Regions from separate parts of the Homo sapiens genome. Here region 1 is linked to region 2. A link is a contact called in ENCODE Hi-C or POLR2A ChIA-PET data. All regions are on one chromosome and are shown on one strand. The core of a region is the stretch at or near the end of the contact, and the rest is flanking DNA. Distances in the headings are between cores, read along the strand shown.

Region 1 (7,323 bases), core at 3,062-5,561, 370 kb before region 2:
AAAAAAAAAATTAGCCAGGCGTGGTGGCGGGCTCCCGTAGTCCCAGCCACTCAGGAGGCTGAGGCGGGAGAATGGCGTGAACCCGGGAGGCGGAGGTTGCAGTGAGCCGAGATCGCGCCACAGCACTCCAGCCTGGGCGAAGAGCGAGACTCCGTCTCAAAAAAAAAAAATTAATACTTTTTTTTTTTTTTTGAGACGGACTCTCACTCTGTCACCCAGGTTGGAGTGCAATGGTGTGATCTCGGCTCACTGCAACCTCCCCCTCCCGGGTTCGAGCGATTCTCCCGCCTCAGCCTCCCAAGTAGCTGGGACTATAGGCACCCTCCACCACACCCAGCTAATTTTTGTATTTTTAGTAGAGACGGCATTTCACTATGTTGGCCAGGCTGGTCTCGAACTCCTGACCTTGTGATCCGCCTGCCTCAGCTTCCCAAAGTGCTGGGATTACAGGTGTGAGCCACTGCACCTGGACTATTTATTTTTGTAGATATGGTAGTCTTTCTATGTTGCCCAGGCCGGTCTTGAACTCCGGGCCTCAAGTAATTCTCCCGCTTCAGCCTCCTAAAGTGCTGGGATTATAGGTGTGAGACTGTACGCAGCCAAAAAAGTCTACTTCTTTTTCTTTTCTTTCTTTCTTTTTTTTTTTTTTTTGAGACATGGTCTCACTCTTTCACACAGGCTTGAGTGCAGTGGCACGATCACGGCTCACTGTAGTGTCACTCTCCCGGGCCCAAGTGATCCTCTCACTTCAGCCTCCCAAGTAGCTAGAATTACTTGGCCATCACACCTGGCTAATTCTTTTTTTATTTTTTGTTGAGACGGGGTCTCCCTATGTTGCCCAGGATGGTCTCAAACTCTTTGGCTCAAGCAATCCTCCTGCCTTGGCCTCCCCAAGTGCTAGGATTACAGGCATGAGTCACCACAAGGTTACTTCTGATGGGAGGCTTGGGCAGATGGCACAGAAAGGATAGGTCTGTATGAACAAGGTTTGGCTGAGTGGAGGGGATCGGGTATGACTAGAAGCCAGGCCTGCTAGAGGGAGCAATGAAGGTTTTAGAGCAGGAGAGGGACCCCAAAGGCCAGGCAGCCCTTCCACTGGGACTGGGTACATTTCCTGAGTGCTTGTTTAGTAAAAGCACTTTGTAGCTCAGCGGCTTGACTCCCCACCTGCAAAGTGCAAGGGAGTCATCTTGCAGGCAGCGGTGAGGATGTAAGAAGATGCCATGGCAAAGGCTAGTCCTTGACATTGAGCCTCTGATGATCCCACTCTGTATTCTCAGCTTAGCACATCCGGGTCAAAGGTATGAACTGTGCTTCCTCAACTGGCTTGGAATTTCTCAGCGTAAGCGTCCCCTTCCTCCGTAATTCTCCACAGAGGAAAGCAGTTCCCAATACAGCTATGTTTTTTATTTGTCCTGGGCCCAGTAAGGGCAGGTTCTGTGCTCACAGTAGACCCCAGAGTCAGTCCCAGACTTCTAAGTCCCACCATGACCCTAGAGATCTGATGGGGTCCCTCATGCATACGCTGAATGTGTATTGAACACTCAGTGTACTGGCCTTGGGGGAGGTAAAAGGCAGGCAGAATCGCTGATCACATGAGGCTTGTCATCTAGTTTCTCCCTCCTTTACCGTGTCAAGCCTGGGCTCCCAAGATGAGTGTGAGGCCAGCCTTATTCCAGGATATATATATCTATATATATATATTTTTGAGACTGAGTCTTGCTGTGTTACCCAGGCTGGAGTGCTGTGGAGCTATCTCCACTCACGGCAAGCTCCGCCTCCCGGGTTCACGCCATTCTCCTGCCTCAGCCTCCCGAGTAGCTGGGAATACAGGCGCCCGCCACCACGCCCGGCTAATTTTTTGTATTTTTAGTAGAGATGGGGTTTCACCGTGTTAGCCAGGATGGTCTCAATCTCCTGACCTCGTGATCCACCCACCTCGGCTTCCCAAAGTGCTGGGATTACAGGTGTGAACCACCACACCCGGCCCCAGGATATATTATTTCCAGTTCCCTTTCCTTCTCTCCTTTCAGGAGAAACCCACTGTTCTTAGAAATGGAGAAAAATGTCCAGGCCCAGTGACTCACACCTATAATCCCAGCACTTTGGGAGGCCAAGGTGGGTGGATCACTTGAGGTCAGGAGTTCAAGACCATCCTGGCCAAAAATGCTAAAACCCTGTCTCTACTAAAAATACAAAAATTAGCTGGGCATGGTGGCAGGTGCCTGTAATCTATGCTACTCAGGAGGCTGAGGCAGGAGAATCACTTGAACCCGGGAGGCAGAGGTTACAGTGAGCTGAGATCATGCCATTTTGCACTCCACCCTGGGTGACAGAGTGAAACTGTGTCTCAAAAAAAAAAAAAAAAAAAAAAAAAAAAAAGAGAAAAACTCCTTAAGAAGGTCTGAGTATATTCTGAAGCTATGTTCTTCTCTCTGCATTGCTACCTGAGGTCCAAACCACTGTCACCTCTTTGCCTGAATGATTGCAACCGGTTTCCAAGTGGCCCCTGCTCCCCTTCTTATCCTCTTACCCACCTCCATTCCCCATTTTCCAATCAGAGTACTCCTTTTTTTTTTTTTTTTTTTAAGATGGAGTCTCACTCTGTCGCCCAGGCTGGAGTGCAGTGGCGCGGACTTGGCTCACTGCAACCTCTGCCTCCCAGGTTCAAGCGATTCTCCTGCCTCAGCATCCAGAGTAGCTGGGATTACGTTCGCCCACCACCACACCTGGCTAATTTTTGTATTTTTAGTAGAGACGGAGTTTCACCATGTTGGTCAGGGTGGTCTCAAACTCCTGACCTCAAGTGATCCACCCCCCTCAGCCTCCCAAAGTGCTGGGATTACAGGCATCAGCCACTGTGCCAAGCCCCAAAGTACTCTTTAAAACATGCGTCTCAGCCCAGGTGTGGTGGCTCATGCCTGTAATCCCACCACTTTGGGAGGTTGCGGCGGGAGGACTGCTTGAGCTCAGGAGTTTGAGACCAGCCTGGGCAAGACAGTGAGACTTCATTTCTACAAAAAATAAAAAAAAACTTAGGAGGGTGTGGTGGAACGTGCCTGTAGTCCCAGTTAATTGGGAGGCGAAGCAGGAGGATCCCTTGAGCCTAGGAGGTCGAGGCGGCAGTGAGCTGTTATCGTGCCACTGTACTCCAGCCTGGGTGACAGATCAAGACTCTGTCTCAAAAAAAAAAAAAATCATCTGACCATGGAGTCAATACTCATATCTATCAAAGACCTCTCACAGCACATGGAATAGAAACCAACTCCTCCCCTTTCTACAAGACCCTCCATGGTCTGTCCCCTGCCTCCCTCCCACCCTATAATCCTTTTACTCCATTCTGGACACTGAGACAGCCTCATGGTCTTCGCCAGTGCTGCTTCCTCTGCTTGAAACATTCTCCTCCAGTCCTCCCAGCTGTTCCTTCCCATTTTCCAGGTCCCAGCATTGGCTTTGGAGCCAGCAGCCCACCTGTGACAGGAGCCTGGCTCTGCTCCTAGCTGGCCGTGTGACCTTGGGCAAGTCACTGGCTTCTTCTGTGCTTCTGTTTATTGTGAAATGAGGATGTTAATGCTAACGTATCCCAGAGGATGGTTTCAAGGGTTAAAGAAAATAAAGCACTAGAGAGAGGTCTGGCACTTAGTAGGGCCATTTCCTCAATTTGGCTTCCTTGACCTCTCAAAGTATGTCCCCACAGTCACTTTCCTATCACCCAGTTTTCTTCACAGAGCTTGGCAGTGTGAAGTAACCTTGGTTATTCAACTTTTTTTTTTTCCCCCAAGACGGAGTCTTCCTCTGTCACCCAGGCTGGAGTGTAGTGGCAAGATCTCGGCTCACTGCAACCTCTGCCTCCCGGGTTCAAGCGATTCTCCTGCCTCAGCCTCCTGAGTAGCAGAGATTACAGGCGCCCGCCACCACGCCTGGCTAATTTTTTGTATTTTTAGTAGAGACCGAGTTTCACCACGTTGGCCAGGCTGGTCTCGAACTCGTGACCGCGTGATCCACCCGCCTCGGTCTCCCAAAGTGCTGGGATTACAGGCGTGAGCCCCCGCGCCTGGTCAACTATTTTATGCAATCAGTATTTATTATGCTCCTACTATGTGCCAGGCACTGGTTGTAACTGCCATCTGATTGGACGATCCGTAAACGCTGAGGCCCAGTCTGTGCGGTTCACTTGCGTTCCTCCACGCGCCCCCCAGCACAGTGGGAAGCACACAGTAGGTGCTCCGCTCTGCTCCTGTGCCCCGCCCCGCGGCCCCTCCCCCGCTCCAGGAAGTGCGGGGGCTCCAGCCGCCCGGCCGGCCGCGATGCATTCTGGGGAAGGAGCAGCACCAAATCCAAGATGGCGGCCAGCAGGAGGCTGATGAAGGTAAAAGCCATTCTCTGGCAGCGGCCGGGCGTGGGGCGGCGTCCTAGGCTCCGGATCCCCGAGGCAGGCGGCGGCTTCTCAGGGCGCTGCCGTCTGGCTTCCTGCCCTACACGGCCTCGTCGGTTCCCTGGGCCGCGCGCAGGCTCAAGGTGCTAACGGGGCTGGCCTAGGCCGCAGCCTGGGCGGGAGCGCAAGGCCGCGCTGGGAGCCGCTGTCGGCCCCTCAGCCCGGCCCGGGGCGTTCACGCCACTCTCCGCCCGGAGCTTGGCCGCGTCCCCCTGTCGCGGAGGCCGCGGTCCGATCTGAGGGCGTCGTTAATGTGAGAGCCCGGTTGGGAGGCTCCAAACCGGGCGCCTTCGGGGAAGGCCCGAGCGCCGGAGCCCCTGCCCGGAGCCCGCGCCGCGGAACCGCCCCGCCCTGGGCCGCAGCGCGCCGGGCTTGCAGCTCCGCTTGGCCCGGCCGCAGCTCGGGAGTCTGGGAGGTTCGGGCTAGGAAAGAGAGAAGGAGGCCAGGCGGCCAAAGTTAGGTCAGTTTGTTGGTGGGTCGTTTGGAATTGCGCTGGGTCCTAGCAAACTGTCGCCTTGTGACTGCAGAGTCACACAGCGGGTAAGTTCCAACTCCAGGAAGGCCTGAGGTCGGCCCCGATCGCGGCGCGGTTCTGCTTCCCTCTCCTCCACTCAGTCATCCCGATCTCCCCTCCCTGATAAAGTGCCATTTTTGGGGGGATAACGGTTGATTTCAGTCGTTCGAATCAAAACGGGCCAAAGTTTATAATAATAATTTGGTACTTTGGATCTTGAATGCAGCAGGGTGCTTTCTCGCTAATTGGCACCTTTTGGTGAGGAACACATGCTAAATTGGCTTAGTACTTTTGCCAGTGGATTTGCCAAGGTCCTCTGTAGCCCACCCCGCCAGCATCTGTGAGTCGGCGGCTGGGTAGTGCTGCCGGCCTGCAACGGGCCGGAAATTAAAAAAAGGCCCAGGAGCCAGTTTCCTGAGGGGAGATAAAGAGCTGGGGTTCGTTCTAGGCGGAGCAGTGCTTGGTAGAGCTAGACATTGAACTTGGAGCCACAGTCTCTGAGCATTCCCTCCGTCCCTGGGAACGTTTCCTTTCTTTTGTTCCCTAAGGGCTAGAGAGGACATTAACTTTATAAAACTGGAGTGGAAGTGGGCACAAAAGAACAGTCAGAGGACTTCAGACCTCTCCTCATCTCTTAAGCTAGTGACACCACCATTCACCAGATAAGGGGTCGGTTAATGGCTTTCTTTCCTACCCTACTCCCAGGTGCAGTCGTCCATTAACCCTTGTGGATTTAAATTTAGAAAGATTTCTGGAGTGCAGGCCGGGCGCGATGGCTCACGCCTGTAATCCCAGCACTCCTGGGAGGCCGAGGCGGGCGGATCACTTGAGGTCAGGAGTTCAAGACCAGCCTGGCCAACATGGTGAAACCCTGTCTCTACTAAAAATATAAAAATTAGCTGGGCGTGGTTGCATTTGCCTGTAATCTCAGCTACCCGGGAGGCTGAGGTGGAAGAGTCGCTTGAACCCGGCAGGTGGAGGTTGCAGTGAGCCAAGTTTGCACCACTGCACTCCAGCCAGGGCGACAGAGTGAGACTCCATGTCAAAAAAAAAAAAAAAAAAAAGATTTCTGGAGTGCATGCCTTGCTTTCTAATGTTACTGAAATTACTCTGAATCTATATCCTCATCTCTCAGGTGCCCTCCCAAGTGCTCTCCTCCCCAGACTACCCCTGACGGACACCAGAGTTCTTTTAAAGCAGATAACTCAATTCTTTCACTCCTGTTAAAAACCTCTATGGTGTTATTGTCCTCAGCAGTTAATCCTAACCTCTTACTTGGCATGCAGGACCTTTCTGAGACTGGCTGAAAGCAATCCCTTGAGCCTCACCTCCTGCCCTTTGGTTTCCCACAGTTCTTGCACCTAATCACAGTAGCTACTATTTTTCCAGCTTTTACTTCGTGCTTTATATGCATGATCATGTTTAATCCTTCCTGTGAAGTAGACATTGTGATTTCCATTTTGTCGATGAGAAAAGATTCTTTGGCTTGCCCAGGGTTACCTAGCTAGGGAGAGTGAGTTGTGATCGAATTCGGTTCTTTCTCCAAAGCAAAGTCTCCTGCTCTTACTTGCTGTCTGATGTCCCTTTGCACGTGTTGTTTGCTCTACCCAAGAAAAGCTGCCTTCTCCTCACTTCTCCCTTCCAGAGAAGTCCCAGGTTCAACTCCAGTGCCAACTACTCTGTGAGCCCGTGCTCCCACATCCCCCTTCAGAATGTGTTGTTTCCTCCTTTGTGTGACCACAGCGCTTTCTTTATATTTCTCTTTGAGCACTTGTCACAATCTCTTTGTGTTACAGACTTGTCTTTCCTGTACTGGGTTCTGAGATCCCGAAGGGCAGGGATCTTGACCTAATTCATCCTGGTAGCCCCCTAGCCTATCCCAGTTGACCCAGTTTGGAATCTCCAGGCTCTCAGGGGTCTAAGAGGGGACTTATTATGGTTTTAAAATTATTACTCTGTTTCTAAAAAAAAACAGACCTTGGAAAAAAATTGTAACATTAACTGAGTATTTATTAAGTATTAGGTTATTTACGTAAGTCATCTTTTCAACACTCAAAGTTAGTGTATTGTCATTTGTATTTTTTATAAATGAGGACATTGTGAGGTTAAGTAGGTTAAGGGAGTTACCTAAGGTAGAATTGTGGAACGTGGTGGGGAGAGAGAAGACGCTGACTCTTCCTGGCTCCAGGATCCAAATTCCATGCCTCTTGTCAGGCTGTCTTTCTTACTCAAAGGCTGCATGGAGCGGTGTGTTGTTTCTTAAGTTGAGGATGGAAAGGCTTTCAGTTCACTAGGGGAACACCAGTTATGTAATGCTGATCATTGGCTGTGAGAATCAATGTTTAAGACTGTTTTTTTTTTCTTTTAAAGGAAG
Region 2 (6,835 bases), core at 715-3,214:
TTAACTACAAGTCCATGAAAAACCACCAGGGCCAGAAAAAAAAAAAGGCGGGAACAGCACACAACCAAGGTGTCAGAGTGGGCCTGCACGTGGCAGTTCCACGGACAGCTTTTTCCTGAAGTACACTTTCTTAATACTTCCCCAGTTTTTCATTACAAGTGTTAGTCTCGTGTGACAGTGGCTTTAAAGCATGTCCACAAATTCTTTGACTTCCCCTTTTGCGAGGTGGAGCTCACTTCCCACTGCTGAGTGTGGGAGCTGGCTGCTTCTGATGAAGAGTGGCAGTGACTGCGTGTGCTTCAGGTGTTACGAAACAAAGAGGCCCTGCGCCTCCCGCCTTGTGTATTCTCACTCTCTTCCTCCCTCCCTCTCATCGCTCAATCTGAGCTGTGAGGATGCTCAAGCAGCGCCACGGAGAGTCCACATGGGACGGGACCAGGGCCTCCTGTCAGTGGCCGTGTGTTGAAACCACCGTGGAAGCAGGCCCTCCAGCCCAGCCAGCAACCATGTCACCACAACCCAGTAAGAGACCCTGGACCAGAACCAGCTAAGCTGCTCCCAGATTCCAGACCCACAGAAACTGGGAGAATAAATGTCTGTTGTTTTAAGCCACTACATTTGGGGCAATTTGTTATGTAGCAACAAATAATATAAGCCACAATACTCATTTGAAAAGAAAAAATACCCAAATCCTACCTAAGCTTGGCTTCTCAAGAAAAGATCAACCAGTAACAGGCCCAAAGGAAACCATGGGGGCTCTGGCTTCAGGGACTCATGTCACTTCAATGCACAAACTCTCCTGGAACTCCTGCCAGCCCAGGTGCATGTGGCAAGCATGGTGAATCAGGGCCAGTCAGCCGAGGGCAGGAGTTGAGTGTCACAGGCCACACCCAAAGGACATGGGGAACTGAGAGGAGGAAAGAGCTCCTGCCTAAAGGCGGAGGCTGTGGAAGAAAAGGAGAAGGGCTGAGGCCAGAGGGGGCCACCGAGGAAGAACCATGAACGCGAGGGCTTATGCACGCAGGAGGTCACAGAAAGACAGGTTCTTGGGAATCCATGCATCAAGGCAGGGGTGGGGGCATCCAGAGCCAGCTGCTGCCGCCATGGCCAACACAGGGGCCTATTCAAGCATTTGGCAAGAACTGGGGACTGGCAAGGCTATGGGTGAAGGAGGGGCCTGAGAACTCATTCAGGCAGGCCCAGCTCAGGGAAGGCAGCTCCACACAAGTTTGGCCAGTGGATCCCCTGCAAACCAGCAGGAAACCCCCCTCGTCCTGCCAGTCCTTGTAGCGCTGCCTCCTCTTCCTCTCGTCTGAGGGCCACTGTGCCCAGAAAACTGCCCCTAAATGCCATGGACTCCTCCTCACTCCCTCTGGAAACTGTGGGCTCCTGGTGCTTACCAGGCCTGAGCTCGGGCTGGGGGAGACTCCGGCCGCCGCTGTGGCTCACGGTCTCGCCCCGGGTGCTACTGCTATTTCCAACAGCCGCTTAGCCTAGACTCTGCTCAGGAAAGGCCAGCGGCTGAGGCAGTGCTGCCCAGCCCACGGACTCCCCATGCCAAGGGCTGCAGCCCCGCAACCTCGCTTCTGGATTCTTCGCTGATCCAGTCACCGGGGAGGGGCTGACTGGCAGCCACACAGAGGTTTCAGCCACTCGCTGCTCTTCAGTGGCAATTCTTATAATACAATCCCCACTCTGACGCAATTTTGTAAGAATGGCTTGGAGTCCAAAAACTTGACTACATTCTACTTCCGTGACAGGGAGAGCATGATCAAGGCCGCTAGGCAGGCCTGCATGCGAGGCACTCTGACAGACGGGGAAGCAAGGGCAGGCGAGACTTCCTTCTAGCTGCGCCCTCCCTCCTTCCCAGGCCTGCAGGAGCCCCGAGCGTAGGACTGGGCTGGTGCCGGCGCAGCAACGCTCCTTCTCACCGGCAGGTGGCGCTGTCTCCCGCGTGGACGGACAGAGACCCATCAGGCGGGGAGGGCCTGGGCGGTGGCGGCGCCCCCTTGGTGGGGCCGCAGAGCGGAGGAGCAGCAGCTGCCACCGGCCGGAAGCCTGCTGGCTCGGCCGAGAACAATGGCCGCCTGTCACTGTGGACAGCTGTCTCCCAGGCTAAGGCAAGGCTGCGCTCCCAGGGAATGCGGGCAGGGAGCCAGGGCGGAGGGCAGAGGACGAGAGCGAGGAGGAGAGCGCGGGCACCCACTGATGCTGGCGGCCTCGGGTATTCGCTTTCTCTCTCTTCTCCCACCTTGTTCCTTTTCCCCGGATGCACGCATGCACTAGTAATGCCGAATTTAGAACAACAGGGAAAGGAAAGGAAATGGCAAAGGAAGGGAAAGGAAATGGCCGACAGGAAATGGCAAGGAAGGGAAAATCCACTGCAACTCTGCTGCCTGCTGGCCTGTCCAGGGACAACTATTCAGCTGGGTGGGACGTTGCTACCCCCTTGTGGCACCCCTGCTGCAGCCTGCGATTCTTACGCCCTGTATTTCTGGTCTAACATCAACCAACACTTTGGCGAAATATAATAAAATGAAATTACTAGGAGAATGAAAGAAAGTCACATGAAATAAAAGCCCTGCTTTTTAATGATTATATCCTCTGTGAAATGGATCTGCAGCCCTCTCCATTTCTGGGTTCCCCTGGCCACACCATGCTTATGGCTGTCCCAGGAGCAGGCTGACAGACAAGCTTCCACCAGCATCTAACCATGGGGCTCATGGACACCGTAGAGCGTCTCCACCCAACAGAATCCTGACTTGGGGGCAGCTGAGGCAGGGGGCCCGAGCGTTGAGGGGACCACGCTGCTGCCCCGAGACCTGCTGGCATGCCACCTGGCCAACCCTGACTTCGCCTGCCCGGGCGCATGTTAACTGAGTTACAACACTGAGGGCACTTGAACCTGGCTGCATGACCAGAGATCGATCACCTGTGAGATCCTCTGTGAAACGGGATAAGCATCTTTAATTTCCTGGGCTGTTCTGGAACTTCAGTCAGACAGGACACAGGAGGGTGTCTGCACCACCCACCCCTGCCTCGTGGGCTGACTGGGAACTATATGACCTGTGGAGGGCTGTGACCGCCACCCTCCACCTCACTGGGGCCGCAAGCCTTCTCTGCTCCTTGATTCTGCTGCCGTTGTGAGCGAGGGCCCCAGCACCCTTAGGGACCCCAATCAATGGGCTTCCCACAATGTCGTCACCCTTTGTTGCCTGCTAAGCAGCCCTGGGGCCACCTCAGAAGAAACAGAACTCACAGGTCACAGGGGCCTTTTCCTCCTCGTCATCGTCCTCCTCCTCTTCTTCTTCCTCCCTGGGCAACTTCCTGAATTCGGAAAGGTCTGTCTGTAGCAGCTGTGAAACTGCTTCGTGGGCCAGAGCAGCAGCAAGTGGTGGCGGGGCCTTCCTAGGGATGAGGAGGGGGAAGTGAGGGGCAGCCCCCAGCAGGAGACCACACCTAGCCCCCCTTCCCCAACTGTCAGCCCACATGCTGAGGGGTCACGGCCAGCAGGGCGGCCCCTGTCCTCAGGGAGCTGGGACAGGAAGGTCACAGGACAGCAAAGGCAGACGCACAACCATCTGGTGGGGAGCTGGACCATACTTGAGCCTGCGGCTAGTTGGGAGGGGGCTGTTGATGGGCAAGTAAACTGCCTGACATCCATGCTGATGATGGCTCCTGGCCACAGGAGGGCAGAGGAATCACCCATGCCAGCTGGGGACCCTGGGGGGTGGGGAGTGTTCTGGGTTGAATTGTGTCCCCCCTAAATTCATACACTGAGGCCCTAACCCCCAGTACCTCAGAATGGAGCTCATTTGGAAACAGGGTCATTACAGATGGAATTAGTTAAGATGACGTCATGCTGGAGCAGGCTGGGCCCCTACTCCAATGACTGATGTCTCTATGAAAAAGGGAATTTGGGCCGGGTGCGGTGGCTCACATCTGTAATCCCAGTACTTTGGGAGGCCAAGGCAGGTAGATCACGAGGTCAGGAGTTTGAGACCAGCCTGGCCAACATGGTAAAACCTCATCTCTACTAAAAATACAAAAATTAGCCGGGTGTGGTGGCGCATGCCTGTAGTTCCAGCTACTCAGGAGGCTGAGGCAGAAGAATTGCTTGAACCTGGGAGGTGGAGGTTGCAGTGAGCCAAGATTGTGCCACTGCACTCCAGCCTAGGCGACAGAGCAAGATGCTGTCTCCAAAAAAAAAAAACAGGTTGGGGGAGGAATTTGGACACAGACACACACACACAGAGAGAATGCCAGGGGAACATGAGGCAGAGACCTGGGGGATGAACCTACAAGCCAGGGAATGCCAAGGGTTGCCCACAAACCACCAGAAGGAGCCAGTTCTGTCAATATCCTGATCTCAGATGACAGCCTCCAGCACCATGAAGCACACTTCTGTTGTTTAAGCTGCTGGGTCTGTGGTCATTTGTACAGCAGCTCCAGGAAGCTGATCCTGGGGTGTGGGACCCATGGGCACACTCAGCAGAGGAAGTGGCTGTGCGTGGTCCACAAGGTCCCTGGGCGGATGGGGCCATAGGAGCTGCCGGGGTGAGGGGCTGTGGGAACAGGGCAGGCCAAGCTTTATGCTAACAGGGAAGCACTGCCATTGGTCTGTGTTTTATTTATTTATTTTTAGAGACAGGGTCTTGCTCTGTCTCCCAGGCTGGAGCACAGCTGTGCAATCATGGCTCGCTGCAGCCTCAAACCCCTGGGCTCAAGAGATCCTCTCACCTCAGACTCCAGAGTAGTTAGGGCTACAGGCAGTAGTTAGGGCTACAGACATCACCATGTCCAGCTAATCTGTAAATTTTTTTGTACAGGTGGGGTTTTGCTATGTTGTCCAGGCTGGTCTTGAACTCCTGCCCTCAAGTGATCCTCCCATCTCAGCCTCCCAAAGCCCTGGGATAATGGCGTGAGCCGCCACACCTGGCCGCCTTTGGTCTGTTTGAAGAGGGACATGGCATGATCAGATGGGGCTTTTAGGCCTCTCTGACCCTGGTGTGGAGGGTGGGCTGGCAAGAAGGGGACGACTGTCTAAAGGAGAGAGTCTAAGACCTGGGCTGGGCAGGGCCATGGTGACAAACAGGAGCAGACAGAGTCGGGCAGTATAAATGGAGGGGCAGGGACAGTGTTGAAGTTTCTATTCTGAGCAACTAGAAGGCTCGTGGTACAGTTAATTACCCTGATGGGGATGGAAGAGTCAGGCAGGGGATGGGCAATGGGCTCTGTTTCCACAGCGACTTGTGTTCCACGGAGGTCAAGAGGCCTGAGGGCCTGCAAGAACATGGTCTGGGCAGGAGATGGAGCTGCGGAATGAATGAGGATAGGGGGCTGAGTCCCACAGGGCCAGAGCATGGCTAGCAAAGTGGGGATGACTCCAGGAGTGGCCTTCTGGGTGCCACGAAGGAAATGTTTTAAGAAGTGAGATTGGGTCACTGCTTTCAATGTCATAGAACAGAGCTGAGCAGTTGAGGAGGCGTAGTGGGTAGAAAGGGAGGTCGCAGCAGGCTGAAAGCAAACCGACAGGAGGGTTAGCGTCTTTTAGCAGGTAGGCAGGGCAGAAGAGAGCCACGGGGCAGATCAGGGAAAGAAACACTGAAGCCATCTGTGGCTGAGAAGGAGGGCAGTGGGGAGGAGTGTCTAAAATTCTGAGCCATCCCTGGCTTTTCTGGGCAGAAGGGGTCGCTCCCTCAGTGGCCCTATGGCCTCTAACATGCATTTTGACCCCTGGAATCTGCCTTCTCACCCAGTGGGGGCCCTGGAAGCTGGACAACACACATTCACCCCTGTGTGCCTGTCCCTGAGAGTGGGGGTCAGGGGAGCATGCCTGGGGTGGCGAGGTGATTCTGCACTGGGCCGACACTCCCGGCTTTAACTGGAAGGCGAGGACCTTCCAACAGCACAGGCTGACAGGTCTTGTTCCATGGGGGCTGGGCACCCAAGGTATCTACTGATGGTCTGAGGAATCTACCGGGATGGATTCCTGATTTTTTTTTTTTTTTTTCTGAGACGGAGTTTCGCTCTAGTTGCCCAGGCTGGAGTGCAATGGCGTGATCTCAGCTCACCACAACCTCCACCTCTCGGGTTCAAGTGATTCTCCTGCCTCAGCCTCCTGAGTAGCTGGGATTACAGGCATGAGCCACCATGCTCAGCAGATTCGTGATTTTTAAAATGAAAGGGTGACTCATGGGAGAAGCCTCTGGAACTGCCTTTGAAAAACAACCAGCCAAGACATGAGAAATTAGTTCCTCTGCCATTTGGGGGTTTCCTGCCAACTGCTGGGTTTTCCTTTTGCACAGCAGGGAGGAAGGACGCCTGTTTCCCTTGGTCCCGGTGAGGCCAGGCCTCAGCTTCCTGCCCACCCGCCACTGCTGCTGGGGCAGGGAGGCAGTTTCCGGCTGTGGGGACCCAGACAATGCCTGGCCAAGGGCCACCATCGTCCTCTTCCTGGACACAGCTCCCGCCTCATCCCAGGGTCTGGCCTGGGACACGCCCTAGAGGCCCTCAGCCCTGAGTCACTGCACCATGCAGATCCACCCTGATTCTGGTCCCTGCAGAGCAGGCTCCTACACAAGGCAAGAAGATGCTCCAGGGACAAGCCAAGGTGTATGCAAGGCCCAGGTGCCTGAGAAACACGTCTCACCGACCTTGGGGCAGGGGCTGTTACAAGAGGCTTATAGTCTAGTGGCAGAGACAAAAACCACACTCAAATCATTAGTGTACGGTATGCACTGCTCAGGGACTCAAATATGTGACAGGAGGCTCCAAACAAGAGCGGAGACAAGGCGTAAATAGCCCCCTGTGGACTGGATGTTCTGACTCCTGG

The links. A loop is a pair of places that touch in the nucleus more often than their neighbours do. ChIA-PET counts read pairs that join two places held with the same protein, here RNA polymerase II (POLR2A). Pooled maps may share reads with other maps.
Region 1: a loop to region 2 is called in a pooled map, with 5 times the contacts of the local background. The contact joins the promoter of UBE2L3 here to the promoter of PPM1F-AS1 in region 2. A Hi-C loop is called at or near these places in 9 of 50 pooled maps. POLR2A ChIA-PET finds 5 or more read pairs at or near these places in 2 of 52 experiments (HEK293 and MCF 10A).

What each region holds. Positions count from the first base shown.
Region 1 is chr22:21,563,403-21,570,725 of GRCh38, forward strand. UBE2L3 (ubiquitin conjugating enzyme E2 L3) reads left to right here and starts at 4,312. Exons shown (of 4, transcript NM_003347.4): 1 at 4,312-4,369. The coding sequence starts at 4,343. RefSeq lists silencers at 3,306-3,493, 4,136-4,375, 4,626-4,765 and an enhancer at 6,572-6,641.
Region 2 is chr22:21,936,273-21,943,107 of GRCh38, forward strand. PPM1F-AS1 (PPM1F antisense RNA 1) reads left to right here and starts at 1,965. Exons shown (of 2, transcript NR_147620.1): 1 at 1,965-3,341; 2 at 4,830-6,835. It overlaps PPM1F (protein phosphatase, Mg2+/Mn2+ dependent 1F), which reads right to left. Exons shown (of 8, transcript NM_014634.4): 3 at 3,260-3,408. RefSeq lists enhancers at 1,582-2,388, 2,389-3,196, 3,197-4,003 and a silencer at 1,940-2,099.